2 separate regions of the Mus musculus genome follow, and region 2 is linked to region 1. The links are chromatin loops, found by intact Hi-C in ENCODE. Cell type or tissue: heart. All regions are shown on one strand.

Region 1 (8,000 bases):
TAAACAGCATGACTGAAAGCAACTTGAGAAGAAAAGCCCATAATCTAGGGAAGCTAAGGGCAAGAATTGACGCAGAGACCATGAAGGAATGCTGCTTACTGCCTTGCCACTCAGTTACCGTTTTTATACAGACCAGATCCACTTGCCCATGGATGGCAGTGCCCCCAAATGCCTGGGCCTTCCTACATCAGTCATTAAACAAGAAAATGCCCTGCCCTCAGACATGTCCATAGACCAGCCTGACTCGGGCAATAATCCTTGGCAATCATCTAATATAGCACATTAGAGGTCAGCCTAGTCTACATGAGACTGGGGGTGGAAGATAGGTGTGTGTTTGGGGGGGGGGGGTTGAAGGGAATTTCACTGAGGTTTCATTCTCAAGATTCCTTCTACTCATGTGACTCTAGTTTGTGTGAAGTTGACAAAAATTACCTAGCATACCTCCTGACTTGAGAAGCATCTACAAAAACCAAGAAATATTGAATCCATTGTAAAAGATCGATAAAACCTTACCAGGATATTTATTAAGTACAAAACACATTTTAAGAGTATACTTCTGCCTAGTACTGCCCCTGCCCAAATATCTAATTGAAAGGGCTTTCCATTGCTCTTAGTTTTATAAACGGATTGGCCCAGGGATCCTTTTTTTTTTTTTGTATGCCCCTCCCCCACGGCCGCCCATGTCATGTAGTCCAGGCTGACCTCTGTCATGAAGTGTAGCCAAGGGTGATGTTGACCTGATCTTGCTTCTACCTCTCAAATGCTGGGCCTACATGTGAGAGCCATCATGCCTGGTTTATGCAGTGCTGAGGAAACCCCAGGGCTTCCCACAGGCTACGCAAGCATTATACTATCTGAGTTAAATCCTCAGCCCCTAGAAACTTGTTTTCAGAATAAACTGGACATTCTTATTGAAAGCACAACATAAATGGGTCATTAGCTTTCCTCTTCATTCTACTCCATCAATTTTGTCTGCAGAGCCACAGAAAAACACGTATCATATTATTGAAGACCTGCCTCACATTAACGTTATTGGCAGTGCAGATATGCTAAATGTAAAGAATGTCACTCTAAAACTGCAGCAGAGTTGTGGTCAGGAAATTTGTAGCTGCATCAGGGTTTATTATGCCACAAAGCAAGAAGCCTATGGACCATCTCGTACTCAGAGTGTCGGTGACCATGATGAACTCCCCCATATCAATATGTCTGTGACATTTACCAACATTCCTAAGCAGACTAAATAGGGCCTAGAGAGGAAGGGGTGACTTCAAACCATCTAAGTCTTCTGGAGTCCTGCTCAGGAAGTAGCCTAACTAGCTCTGGCTCCACATTAACTTCTTATTGGCTAAGAGCGGATCATATGGTTAGGCCTAACCCAATGACTACAAGAGGAAAGGGGATTGCACAATTGGTTTGGATCTGTGTTTCTCAGTCTTGCCTTTGCCTTGCTCTCACCTGGAAGCCTTGGAAAGAAAATTACAATGCCTGGCAACAATGTGTCCGCGATATTCCCCAGTTGTGCCAAATGTATCCCTAAGTGAATGCTACTGTATCAACCTAGTTACGATTCACCACTGCCTCGGAAGCTGAGGCGCATTCTGTGCCACAGGAAGAGCAAACCCAAGAACAAAACCGAAAAAGAGACATGGAGCACTCAGAGCCGAGTCTGCAGCCACAGTTACTGTGCAAACGGAGGCAAGATGATCTGATCTCTTGAGTTCAAGAGTTCCAGACTGGCTTAGGCAACAGACACATTTCAGTTTCCAGAATTTCTGTGACCGTGCCCTTCTAGGAAAAAAATGAGGATGTGTGCCACCTTTATTCCACCACACCAGTTTTATCATGGTGTGCAGTAGGCTCCAACTTGCTTACTTGGTACTCTTCCATCCTGAAATACGCCATCCTGAAAGACAGGAGTTACGTATATAGTCTGCTTAGTGTGTCTAACTTTGATTACTCAGGAAGCTCAATCAATATTTATTGCATGAATGGATAAGGAACCAGGTAAATGAGTAGGAAATGATCATGAAGCATTTCTCCAGCATTATTTGCAAGGTAATAAACAAAGCCATGCACACAGAATGCACTGAACGCTTTAATTACTCCTTATAAAGGAGCCACTTCTTTGCTTAATTATAACAAAAGCATCTCACAGAGACTAATTACTCGTCCAATACCACACACACACACACACACACACACACACACACACACCATCTCACAGAGACTAATTACTTGTCCAGTACCACACACATACACACACTCACACACACACACACACACACACACACACACACACACACACACACAGAGAGAGAGAGAGAGAGAGAGAGAGAGAGAGAGAGAGAGAGAGATATCAGACTTCTATGTATATAATAGCTGTATATAGGTATCACTCTTAGATTTTATAGAGGAAGGCAGAGAAGGAGAGCCACCCATGACACAAGGATGGACTTGAATAGGAAAAAAAGGAACCCACCTCTCCTCAAAGGTTAGAGCATGGAGTGGACTCTTCCGTTCATGAACCGGAAACACCACACTACTCCAGCTATGGCTACATGTGATAAGCTGTGATATGTGCTTCAGAGCTGCCTCTGCCATTTACAGGGAACACTACCATCTACTATCCACATTCCTGGAGAATCAGGGTTCCAGTTCTGGCTTATGGACTTCATTGTCTTAGATCCAAGTCATTATCTGGCCATTTTCCTCACACCTGCCCTCCTCTTTGCCCTATCTGGCCAGTGGAGCTATTCCTCACTCAGCTCTTAATTCTAGAAAACCTGGAGGACTCCCAAGATGCCTCCTTCCCTTCCCTCAGTTATATCCAGTTGGCCATTGAGTTTTATGGATTTGATTTCATAAATCTGTGATCATTCATCCATTAAATATTTATTGTGTGCTGTGAGTATACAATGACACACTGGATTAGACACCCCCAACCCCCAGGTTCAAGCAGTTTACCCTCTTAGTGGGGCCATCTTGCAAATGAACAACCCATTCTCCAGCAGAGCAAGAAAATGGTAATAAAAGGGTAAGTCGAGTTCTGGGAGGGAATACTGGACAGATACATGGTTGGTTCCTCTAGGCTCCTGCGGGACCTTTCTCTTGGAAGTGCCCAAGTGGAGGTGTGAGAGATTTGGACCTTGTACCAGGTGAAGGGAGGTGGGGGTGGGGAGACGCAAATTTCTGGAAGCAAGAACAGAGTGAGTGGCTGTGGGAAATCTGACAGTTCACTAAAAACCTCCCAGCCCATCTGCTCAACTTTCCAGCCAGGTCTTGATCTAGTAATCACACTGCCTAGTGGCTTTGCACTCAAGAAGAAACAGGCCAGCACTGCCCTCTCTGTCACTGAAGCTCTGCCCTTCAAGTCTCCTGTCTTCTGGTCGGTCATTCAGGGAGTATTTATGAACGCCCGATCTTTGCAGGCACTCTGTTAACAGCAGTCTCAATGGTGCTTCCACTCTTCAGGAGGTTTTGAGCCACTAAAGATAGACCATGGGGGAGCAATTCAGGAGTGCTGCAAGCTGACACGTAAGGTGTTAACGACCCTTTCAGGACCCATAAGCTTTGCTGTCCGCTGCTCACTGGGGCCTCCAGGCCCTACCTGCTGGTCCTCTCGGAAGGATGACCCAGTGTTCTATTAACTGCCCGGAATGTCTCCTCCCCTCGCTCAAGGCCACTGCCCTTCTCCGGCCAGCTCCAACACCGCGTCCTTCTCGCGTGGCCACACTCATCTGCGCGCAGCTCCGCCGAGGGGGCTGACGCGCGCGCGCGCGGCCAGGCAGCTCCTGGGGGCAGACGCCATCCAGCCTCCTCGGCGCCTGGTGACTACCCTAGAGCAATCCTCTCCCTAAGAGATCCCCACACTCCGGCCAGAGAGCGCACGCCCGGGGTGACAGCTCGGCACACACGTGGGCGCAGCCTGGAAACCGCGGGAATCCTAACCCATGGGGACCAGAGGGAACGGTCTGCTGGAAGACCTCGGTCGAGGGATCTTGCTCCCCGTCCGCACCCCTCTCTGAGCCCCAGAGGGGACGGGCGGGGACAAGCCCTGGCGGGGCCGCGCGCTTCCATCGCCACTGCCAAGGTCCTCGCAGTGGCGCGGGGTGGCCGGAGGAGGGGCCGAGGGCGGGGCGGTCGTAGCCTCCACCACTCCCGGGCCCCCCCGGTGGCGGAGCGCCGCCTCCCCGGCCGTCCTCCCCCACCGCGCGCACTCTGCCCGCCCCGGAGCCTCGCCCTCCGCCACGATGAGCAAATGAGCGCGAGCGAGGGCATGAAATTTCAATTCCACTCTGGGGAGAAAGTGCTGTGCTTCGAGCCTGACCCTACCAAGGCGCGAGTGCTGTACGATGCCAAGGTGCCGCCGCGGGGGGAACAGGGAGGAGATGCGGGACTGGGTTCGAGGGATGGGAGGCAAAGGGGCCAGCGGAGGACAAGTGGCCTGGAGTCCTGGACAGCCACCAGGGCGCGCCTTGGCCTGCGTGGAGCGGCCCGGGACTACAGGGGACGCTGGCGAGACGTGCTGGGCGCGCGACTTCCCTAACTAGAAAGGACCCGTGATGCTTCCGCTTCCGGCCGTGTCGCGTCGCTTACGCGCGGTTGCTAGGCCAGGGTGGCGGTTTGAGCGCTGGGCGCCAATCCCGGCGACCGGTGTAGGAGGACTGTCGCCTGAGGCCTCTGCTTTTGTAACGAATCTGTCCTTGTCCCACGCGGCTTCTCGCCACATGGGCTCAGTAGAGGACACCTTGACCAGTTTCCCCACCCACATCTTCAACCTGGTCCTCAATTATTCCCAGCTGTCAGTCCCGAACCCTGGTCAAATTTAGGATTGTAGTCCTGCTGGGGGGGAAGGGAGGGGCTCAAGGTTGCTCTGTTGCTTTCTAAAGGATTGGTGGGAGGCGAACAGAGCTAGGAAAGAATCGCATCTCGCCTGTATCCAGCTTGGTCAGCCCAGGCTGAGCTATATCTTGCGGTTGTCAGTTTTTAAGTGGAGGACTGGGCACCTAAGTGCTCCAGAGCCCAAAGAAGGTAAAAATTCAGCGCGCTGGGGGTCGGGGCGAGCATCGGTGTTTCCAGCCACCAAGGTGAAGTCCTTGGTGGCAGAGACAACTCGGAGCAGCACCAGGTGTGTTTTTAGCCATGTTTCAGCAGTGCTGTCCAGTGGAACACCCCAAGGTCTGTGCTGGATTATGTATCTTTGGTTCTTCCTGAAACCCTTAACTCTGTTTACCTCCTATTGCTATCCCTCCAGCTTGCTCTATCGCTAGGAGATGGAAGGATATACGTTTCATTTGTACCAGCTATCACCTTAGGGAATGCATGGCTATTAAGGGGAGGGGAAGGGTTGTGGAAGTCTCTGGCTAGCTAGGCAAGACACTGGACAAGGCAAGGCCCAGGTGACTACAACTCCCAGAGGTCTCAGGGCTGTTCTCTCTAGTCTGGGCCCTTCGCTAATGACAAATCTACCGACCAATGACTTCAGAAGTTTCACCCGGTCTCAAACTCAAGAGACCAATCCTGGGTTGGTTGGACGGATGTTTCCTATTTTGAGGCAACCACTCGGGCAGAAGAGGAAAAAAAATGTTGAAGAATGTTACGACCCAGCTCTCGATCTAAAGGGGGGAGGGATGAGTACTTTCTTATTTCTTTAAGAAGGGACTGTGATCTAGTTCTTTTTACCAAACTTATAGTAATTTTCGGTTTGCTGTGCCACGCGTGAGTAGTATTTCCTGGTTTCAGATCATCGATGTTATTATCGGGAAAGACGAAAAGGGCAGAAAGATTCCAGAATATCTGATACATTTTAATGGTTGGAACAGAAGGTCAGTGAACTTGTTACAGTTAGACTTAATCGCCTTTGTAGCAAGATAATTTTGTAACTTTAAGTTTTAGAAACACTTGTAGAAAAGTTTAATTTCCTGCTTCTGCTTTGTTTGGAAAGCTTGCCTGGTCTGAGGCATGATTACTTTAAAGTCTGTTATGTTTGGATGATCTATGAGTAATCTCTAGAAATCTTGGTTGCTGTAGCTGAGTTCCCTTTGTGCTTTATTGGTAACCTCTTGGTGGTTTTGAAGTTTTTTTTTATAGCTTTCTAAAATGTCAGCAAGTCTGGGGCACTTCTTCATGATGCTTTTTAGCATCCGTTTCATTTGTTTCAAAATACTGACGTTTACATCCTCTTCTTTTTCAACCAGTTGGGATAGATGGGCAGCTGAAGAACATGTGCTACACGATACAGATGAAAACCGGAGATTACAGCGCAAATTGGCCAAAAAAGCAATAGCTCGCCTGTAAGTATACAAAAACTTTAATGGAAGTGCTATATTTAGTGTGGCTTTTTTTTTTCCTGGTTTGGATTTTTTTTTTTAATGATATAAAAGTAATATGACAGATTTCAGCAATCTTACATATTTAAAATAAACGAAGCATTTCTAAAGTACTCTAAAGAATCACAGACATTTTCAGAATAACTGTTTTCCACTTGGTAGTGGGGAATCACCATTATGGTTTGTTTTTTTGTTTTTGTTTTTGTTTTGTTTGTTTGTTTTTTTTGTTTTGTTTTGTTTTTTGCTTTGTTTTGTTTTGTTTTCGAGACAGGGTTTCTCTGTGTATCTCTGGCTGTCCTGGAACTCACTTTGTAGACCAGGCTGGCCTCAAATTCAGAAATCCACCTGCCTCTGCTTCCCGAGTGCTGGGATTAAAGGTGCCACCACCACCCGGTGACACCATTATGTTTTTAAAGTTTAATCTTCTACGTATTTAAGAATTATTGCTTATTATGTCCTCTGTGGATGCCAAGTCCCTGTTTGAAGTTTTATTTTGATTTGTTTGTCATTTTCAGGAGAGGTACAGGAAAAAAGAAGAGGCGCTGTAGGTTGCCTGGTGTCGACTCTGTCTTAAAAAGCGTGCCAGTTAAAGAAAAATCTAAAAATGACGAAAACTGTGAGTGTTTTGACTTTCCTTTTCCTCCATTGACTCCATCTTCATGTCATCCTCCCGTATCTTAGGACTGAGAGAAAGAGTCATTGCAATTCTAGACAGGGAAACAAACTCATCCCGTCCAGAGGCTCTCATTTAAGACTTTTATTGACTTTAGGATGGTATGAAAGTTTCTTCTTCCACTTTCAGTATACTCTGCAATAAAATACATGTGCTATGAGTACTCCCACAAGGTTAGCTTTGTTTCCATGAGTTTCCCCAATTGTCAGCTCCTCTAAGTGCTCTGGGGACATTGAACGCAGCCAGCTATGATAATTCAGTAAGCTAGGTGATGTTCATCGGTCTAGGTGTAACTCCATCCTAAGTGAAGGGGCAGATTCGTGATATGCACTCCGTTTGGTTTAGGCAGTTCACACTGCAGTCCCTGTGATCAGTCGGCATGGGTATCAGACTGTAGCAGAGCCTTCCCAGTAACCGCCGTCATCTCTGCTAGCAAAGCTTCACAGATCCTTCCTCTTGGATCATTTTCTTCTTGAGACCTCCAGGGCCTTGCCACCACTGATGAACCCAACAGTGAACCATAGGATCCTAGCTGGTGAAACACTTTCAGATCATTAGCTTGTGTGATTTTTGTATCCATTGAATTTGGAGTTATAATTATCAAACTAAGTTTCTGTTCCGAAAGGTACAGTATTTGTGTTTAGGATTTAAAATGGATGCAGAACTACAGACCATTCTTCTTAATCAAGTGCATGTGCCACCTAAAAATTTTGTAACTGTAAGGATTGTCCAAGTGTATAATATGAGTTTGCCTGATATTTTTGTTTTATGTAGCAGTAAGCAGCACCTGTCATGAGAGCTGTGGAGAAAAGAATGGAGGGATAAAAGAACACCGTCAGCGTCGTATTAAAGTAAAGGCTAAAGCGGTACAAAAAATGTTTTTACTGTAGAAACTTTGTCTTTGATATACAGACACACACATACTCGCACAATTATATAGATATAGATATAGATATAGATATAGATATAGATCTATAGTAGTGGCAAAATTTTCAGGT
Region 2 (8,000 bases), 420 kb before region 1:
TTAGCTGATGTGAACAAATAGTGAGGCCCACAGCTAGACATTATGCAGAGAATAAGAGATTATAGAACACTCAGCCCTAATATAGATATCTCTATCAAATTCCTACCCTCAAGGACTTAGGGAACCCTACTGAAGATTATAAGATGCAGAGGAGATGGAGGGCACCAAGAAGACCAGGCCCTATAAATCAATAGGATTGTGATACATATGAACTCACAGAGGCTGAGGCAACATGCAAAAGGCCTGCAAGGGTCAGTAGCACATGGTGTTCTAGAGCTGAAAGGAAAAGTGGGCACATGTCCCTGTCCCTAACTGAGAGATGTCTCCAGTTGATATCCACTTGCAAATAGACTTCATATGTCTCCAATGGAGTCTCACCAGGAAAACAAACTACTCATAAGGTTAGGCTGCATGCTCAGCAGTAAATGGACAACAGAAAACAAACTTAATAGCATCTATGGAGTTTCCTTGGCTCATAACGTTGGGGATCCTTTATCATCATCATGATCATGAATTTTTAGTTATTTTAATTTAATTTAATTTTACTTTTGTTTATGTCTCTATTTACCCTATAAGTTTGTTTTGTGTATATATATTATGGCTTCCAGTTTCATGTTTTTATGGGATTCCTGAGTATGCAAATAAGATGGTCCATGCTGCTATTTTCCTTCTGTTTAGTCCTGTTCCATGTGTTAGTTTTAATTTTATCATATCATATCATAATATAATTATCCCTTAGAAGACATTATTTTCTAATGAGAGACAGAAAGGGGGTAGATCTAGATGAGAGGGAAGTCTGGAGGAACTGGGAGAAATAGAGGGAAGGGGAGCCATAACCATGATACAGAATATAAAAAAAAAATCTGTTTTCAATACAATAAAAATAAATTTTAGCATTTCAGAAAAATTTCAAAGGAGGGTTAATAAGGACAAGGTGCTCATTAAGTATCTCTAGCACCATGAAACTTTATAGTTGGACAATGGTGTCTTAGTGAGAATCCATTAAACTGTAAGGAGTTAGCATTTTACAAGAGCTTCTTTTTTTTAAGTAGGTCTACAATCATTTATTCCCTTAACTCCTTAGGCATGGGCAATCTAATACCACTTTTAGAGCTTCTAATTTAATAGATAATTGTATGTTTGTTTAGTCCAATTGGAAAAAACAAACAAATCTGAATGTTTGTGTTCCCTACAATGTGCTAATTTCTAGTTACTTCTGGCTCTGCACAAAACCTTACACTAAAACCAAACCAGTTCTTCACATTAACTGACAAAAGGGCTTTGTCTGACTATCTAAATTGACTTCCCACACAGGAACCTAAGTGATAGCAAGCTGTTAACAGCAGTTGACTCATCCTTTAAATATCAGCTTCCTGCTTAAGTCATATCTCTGATGAAATGTCACCTCTGAGAAAGCTTCTTAACAATTCAAACAACTCCCCTGCATCATTCTAGTCTATCTTCTTTATTGCCAGCTGAAATACTACATATCCATCAGTGTGTGATACTCCCAATTTTACAGTGTGGTTTCTTTCAGGAGAACTAATTATTTTACCAATGTATCTAGCATGTCAAGAACAATGTCTATATTTTATTAACTTTTTGTATGCTTAATAAATGCTTCTAGAATGAATTTATAAAGAAAAATCCAAAAGCTAAATGCCATATTTTATACACACACACACACACACACACACACACACACACACACACACACACATATTCTTTGAGAAGAAAATGTACTAGATTATATTGTGAACACATTATTAGGTCTGTGTTATACACAAATATAACCCATTATCAATCTCATTATCTTTCCATTATCAATAAGCTTATTTCCTGCAAAGTTGCTAAATGAAAATTCTGTAAAAATGCTCATTAAAATTTTGATAAAACACGCCTTTTGTTAGAATCAGAAAATATATACATAATATGAGACAGCAATGATTTAGAGTACTTACATTTTGAATACTTAGTTATTAGTAACTGATTTTTTGTCAGAAAATTGACACAAAAAGACTCCATTCATATTGGATCATTTTATTATATCAGATTTGATTTGACTAATTGTTATTTAAGGCGTCTTTGAGTTTATATAGGTATGATTAATGAATGTGTACCTTTCTGGTTTCAAGGCTTCCTGATGAGATGTTAGTGGAGGTTCAAAAGATGTAAAGTTTGGTTGTGGAGTGCAGAGTCTTCTCAGGTGGACCTCAACAAGAATGGCTGTGATAATCAGCACCAGTAGTTTGTTTTACTACGTATAATATCATGGCTTCTTTGCTCACCAAACTATTAACTGCACAGTCAAGGCTGAAATAACCACAAAAGTTAAACAATGTCTGCCTGGAGAGATAAGAATTCTGGATGCGAATGAGGGTTAAAAGGGGAAGCTGGGAAAGGACAGAAAAAGACATTGGTTAATTCTGGGTTAAAAAAAAAAGTTCAAATTGCCTCAAAGGAAAGTGATTAAACAAATTCAACTACAGAAAAAAGAACAAGATGATAAAAAAGAAGTTCAAAACAGGTCCCAAATGCCAACTAATGTGGATTACAAAGAAAATGTGAAAGAGAGAGAGAAAAAAAGAGTAAAATAAAAAGGTATTAAACCACACAATAGGAGGAAAACATAAAATAAAAGAGGTATACATATAGAAGAGAAAAATAGACTTGATCATATAGTCACAGAGTGGGGAACAGTGCAGGAGAGAAAGACCTCAAACTTGTGTGTTGGCAACCATGGTGTGGCGGTCACAATAACGGTTCCCAAAGATATCAATATACCAATCCCTAAAACGCAGAAAAATGTTGCCCTGTATTGTAATAGTTGTAATAGTTCCCAACCTTCCTAATGCTGAGGCCCTAAATTTAGTACAGTTCCTCATGCTGTGATGACCCAAACCAGAAATTTTTTTTCAGTGCTACTTCATAACTGTAACTGTTATGGATTGTGATGTAAATATTTTTGGAGATAGAAGTTTGCCAAAGGAGTTGAGTTTCCTATAGCCTGACAACTCCTGTAGCAGGGGCTTTGCCTGTGTAACTTAATGCATGGACCCTAAAGGGTGGGTGTTCAGGACTATCCAGATGGGGCCACTCTAATCCAATGGGTCTTTAAAGGAGAAAAATTGTCCCATTGGAATCTTCCAGAGAGATAAAAATAAATGCACAAAGGCTGACAGACCATACAGCTCAATGGCTGAATACACACACACACACACACACACACACACACACACACACTCACACACTCACACATAGACTTTTATTACTAAATAAACTTGTTATTCAAAGATAATATTGATAGAACTCAGCCTTCTTTGATTTCCTTTGGATGAGAATTCATCTACAAAGTTTCAACTCCACAGTTCTCATGGGAACAAAAAACTCTTAGTGTGTTTCTTTCAAAATTTGTCACATATTTGACATTATTTTTCCCAAGAAAAACTCATTGCCTTATCTCTCTCCTCCCACCACTGTGTCCTTTCTCTCTCTTAAACTTTCTTCCTGGACCCAAATATCTAAACAGATGATTCTGTTAAAAAATATGTTTTAAATTCTTATAGTGAATATTTATATGCAATCATATTGTTATTCTCTTTAAATATTAAAAGAAATTGTTTTTCTACTTAATATACAACATTAAAATTAAAGGATAAAGAAAATGAGGAAAATAATATAAAGAAATGTTAATACAGTTTTATTAATGCTACTAGTATCATGAAGATGATAACTAAATCAGTTGATTAGGATGAGCAATTAATTTTTATAAGGTGAAAAAGTTATGAAAATCAGTATTTTTAAGTCAAGATGTCAGATTAGATACATGTATCTACCTTCCTTCTTTCCCATGTACAATCAATCAATCAAAAACATTTTCAGGAAGGGTGAAATCAGAAGACCAGGAATTCCAAGAAGAAAGAACATTTAATGATGAAGCCACAGAATCCTGAGAGGTTCACTAGGCTTCAAAAGGGAAGACACAAAGAAATTTCAGTGATATATGTGTTTAACACTAAGGCAAGACATGGACCTGGAGCAATTGGAAGAGTTCTGAATGAATTACATACAGAAGAGCTGAGTTTCTTGTATGTCCTGCTCAACACTCTCCTGTGTATACAAAAAAATCTAGCAGTATTAGCTCTTATGTGAAACTAAAACTCTTGGCTTATTGAATGTGGGCATTGGAATCTTAATTAAAAGATATGGGTATCAGACTGTTACTGAGACAATGGGTAGCTATCTACAAACTGACAGCAAGGCCCCACTGTTGAAGACAACACCTATTCAACTCATTGAACATGGGTAGGTCAGTGGGTGCCTACATAGAATCTTTACCCTAATGTTCTAGTGTCTATGACATGGAAAGGTACTCTGTAGTTTACCCAAAGTGAAAAGAGGACATCAATCCAACCATTAACCCTTTGATCAACAATTTATCCTACCTGCAAAATATGTCACGGCAATAGTGGCACAAACCCTGTGGGAGTTACTAACTGATGTTTTATTTTACTTAGGCCCATGAGCTCTAACCTATACTTGACACTGCTTGGGTTACCAAGCACCAGAGCTTAGAGCAAACCCAAATACTACTGGTTTAAAAAATAGTAACAAGAAAAAGACTCCTAATGATATTGTTATATTCATACATTGGCACCTTATTCAGCCATCATCAGAGAGGCTTCCTTGTGCAGCAGATGGAACACAGAGATCCACAGCCATTATACAGACATGTTCTCTCTCTCTCTCTCTCTCTCTCTCACACACACACACACACACACACACACACACGGGGGGGGGGAGCAGAGAGAGAAAAAAGAGAGCAGAGAGACAGAGACAAAGACAAGGAGAGTCCTTGGAACATACAGCTCTAAATGAGATGTCTTTATCAAATCCCAAAAGTCAGAGTCCAGAGAACCCCGTGGAATAGGAGACAGAAGGAGCTGGGCAGAATAAGGCCCTCTAAAACAACTGAGAAAAGCTCATATGCACTCACAGAGACTGAAGCAGAAGTCACAGGGCTTGCATGGGCCTACACCAGGTAGGTCCTCTGCATATATACTTCATATATAGCTTTCAGTTAGTACTCGGGATCCTGAGTATGTTAACAAGTGGGTCTCTGATTCTTGTGTTTCTCTTGGGGCTTATTTTTCCATTGGACCAGCTTGTCCAACTTCAATATGATGATTTTCATTTTATTATAATTTATTTTGTTATGTTTTCTTGTTATGCCTTAGAAGCTTGTACTTCCTAATGAGAGACAGAAAGGGGGTGGGTGCATCCATATGAGAAAGGAAGTGGGGAGGAATTGGGAAGAGTAGAAGGAGGGAAACCTGTATTCAGATTACATTCTATGGGAAAACCATCTATAGTTAATAAAAGGATAAAAACAGCAAAACACAATGCTTCAGAAAATCAAATCCATTTAAAAAGCACATTCTTCACATTGGATAATGAAGGCATTCTCATCCTTTCAAAAAAAAAAAACTTTATCTTTAAGTTCTGTGTGGATGTGCATGTCCATGTCTATGCTTGTGCATGTGAATGTCAATAAATTCTTTTTGTTCTTTAAAAGGATATAGTTATGAAGAAACTAGAGTAAAAAATAATGAGGAAAAATCTACAGAGATATTAGATTTCTTTCCTTCAAATGACACATTATTTAGTAGATCTTATTTAGCCCAGGCAGAGCCATTAGGATATTCATCCCCAATTTCAAGTTTCCTGGTCCAGGCTTGCTCTTCAAAGGTACAAGAGGCTGTAGCAGTACAAATAATCCATCAGGCACTGGAATGGAAGTGTTATGCTTATGGTTTCTGTGGACAATAAAGTTAGAGTAGAGAGAATATTGATGGGGAGTCCACAGCCTGCTAACATCTTTAACAAAAGGCTCCAAAGCCTGAATGATAATTGCAGTGGCTCTCTGTACAAATGGACTGAGCTTCAAACTTTATTATATCCATCCCTAATTTGCTATTGACCTCAGCAAGTCACTCAGTTCTTTTATTAACCATTTATTCACATAGAATATATGAAATATAACTAATCCCAAATCATATTGGTATATCAAAAAGGATCTTACTACTCAGTGATTACAACCCAGTTTCTGGCACTTCAGTAAAACCATATTCACGTGACAGAATTTTATTAGCACCAGAGTCCTTTCATTTTGCCTCCATATGCTTATGTGCCCTTCTTCTAAGATAAATTCACCTGGGAACCACAAATACATGTTATCTCCAAGTTCTTGCTGCCTTCAACATTGGTATTTGCTTCATGCAACTCTTCAACTGCCAGCATTAAATAATGTTAAGGTTGTCCTCCTTTGAGAACAAAAAGAAGGAAATAATATGTAAATCAGAAATCTTTACTATACCCATAACAGATGGCTCAGTTGGCCAAGTAGTGCTTGCTGTCAAGCATGAGAATCTGAGTTTGGATCCCCAGAACCCATGTAAAAATCCAAAGATGGAGGCAAACATCTGCAATGCTAGTATTGAGAAATCAACAATAGAATACCGGAACCTTTGGGGCCAGCTAGTCTTACTGAATTGTTGAGTTCAATGTTTCATGAGAATCTACGTCTCAAAATTAAGGTGGAGAGAAATGAGACAAAGAAGACATGCCAACCATTGGCCTCCTCACACAGAAGTGAATGTTCATCTCACACACACACACACACACACACAGAGAGAGAGAGAGACAGAGACAGACAGAGACAGAGAGAGAGACAGAGAGACAGAGAGAGACAGAGAGACAGAGAGAGAGGATTAACATTTGTCAATAAAATTAAAAGAACATTGAAGCCTACTTTATTTTATGGTTTCAGAAAGTGAGGGCAAAAATGAATCAAAGGCTTTCTTTCTTCTGTTATTTTTCTGAGGTTACAAGATGGTGCAACCCCCCTCTCTTCTCCTAATATCTTTTCTATTAACTGGTGTTACAACTGCCCTTTTCTCCATTTCACCGAATAGAAATAGTTGTGTGTTATATGAGTATATAGTGCAGACAGTCCTTCCATCCACAAAATAATCTTGCCACTAGTCACTGTGTCTAAGTCTGTCACTGGTGTTCTACTCACTTAACTAAATAAAATTTCCTGCTGCTGAAATAATAAAACCATAGCTGTGATGCATGACTTTGAACCCCTCCCATTAAGAAATGAGTAAGCCAGTTGTTAGACTCAGCTGTTTTAAATTGTATTATCCAGAGGCACTGTAGACAGACCTTTACTATAGATCAATAATCATTACTAATGAGTAAGCACTGCATTTCTGGCCCCTTAAAGTACAAAAGGAGTTGCTGATATCCAGTGAATTATTTGTGGAAAAAAATATGCCCTTAAAAAATAAAGGCAATGATGATTTTTATAAAAATAAGAAAACACCCAGCTATTTTTCTTTTAAAATATGCATTGCTATGAATTATCATTCTTAAAACATGCACCGTGTGAGTAGAAATGACATAAAAACAATGGTTCCATCACAGTGCTCATGACAAATTCCATTCTCCATGGCAAACAGACTTTGCCTCTAAAGGTGAACATAAGAGGTATTAAAAAGCTTCAGAGAAGTCCCATTTCATTACCACAATTTCTTCCATTCAATGTGCTATTTATGCACCGAAATACTCTGTATTTTTCTCTATTTTGCCATTTGGGTTCCCTTGCATTGTTTCTTGGTCACTGTTGCACTTGGCATTGGAAAGGGTAAAGCGTTCCAGAAGCTGGAATCTACCCTTCAAAGATGACAAGAAGGAATCTGCAAACAAATTATGTTCTTGAGAGTGTGGAATTCTATGAACTCACACCAGCTATAAAAATATGTGCCATGAGATTTCACAAATAAAATCCTTTAGCAACAAATGGCAATATTTATATCTTCAAGCCCTTTAAAAGTTGGGTCAAAAATGTCTCCATTTAATTCAGTTGCCTGCTATTTAGTGACTTTAAGTATCCAGAATATGATTTTAAAACCGGAAGTAACACTGAACTTTTCTCA

What was found. Peaks named below come from ENCODE experiments on the same cell type or tissue, not always from the same donor. Only the 100,000 strongest peaks of a DNase experiment are listed, where the experiment ranks them.
Region 2: a loop joins it to region 1, with 4 times the contacts of the local background. A loop is called at or near these places in 2 of 42 quality-filtered maps.

What each region holds. Positions count from the first base shown.
Region 1 is chrX:168,670,088-168,678,087 of GRCm38, reverse strand. It overlaps Msl3 (MSL complex subunit 3), which reads left to right and starts at 4,216. Exons shown (of 13, transcript NM_001370791.1): 1 at 4,216-4,360; 2 at 5,743-5,825; 3 at 6,198-6,293; 4 at 6,845-6,945; 5 at 7,777-7,868. The coding sequence starts at 4,259. In heart, a CTCF peak has its summit at 4,490; DNase peaks (open chromatin) are centred at 4,137, 4,557 and 5,417; H3K4me3 peaks cover 3,276 bases; H3K27ac peaks cover 2,277 bases.
Region 2 is chrX:169,089,129-169,097,128 of GRCm38, reverse strand. The region is part of intron 1 of Arhgap6 (Rho GTPase activating protein 6); the gene reads right to left. Among named protein-coding and RNA genes, the nearest start is that of Amelx, 94 kb to the left of the region's middle. In heart, no CTCF peak of the experiment used is centred here; no DNase peak of the experiment used is centred here.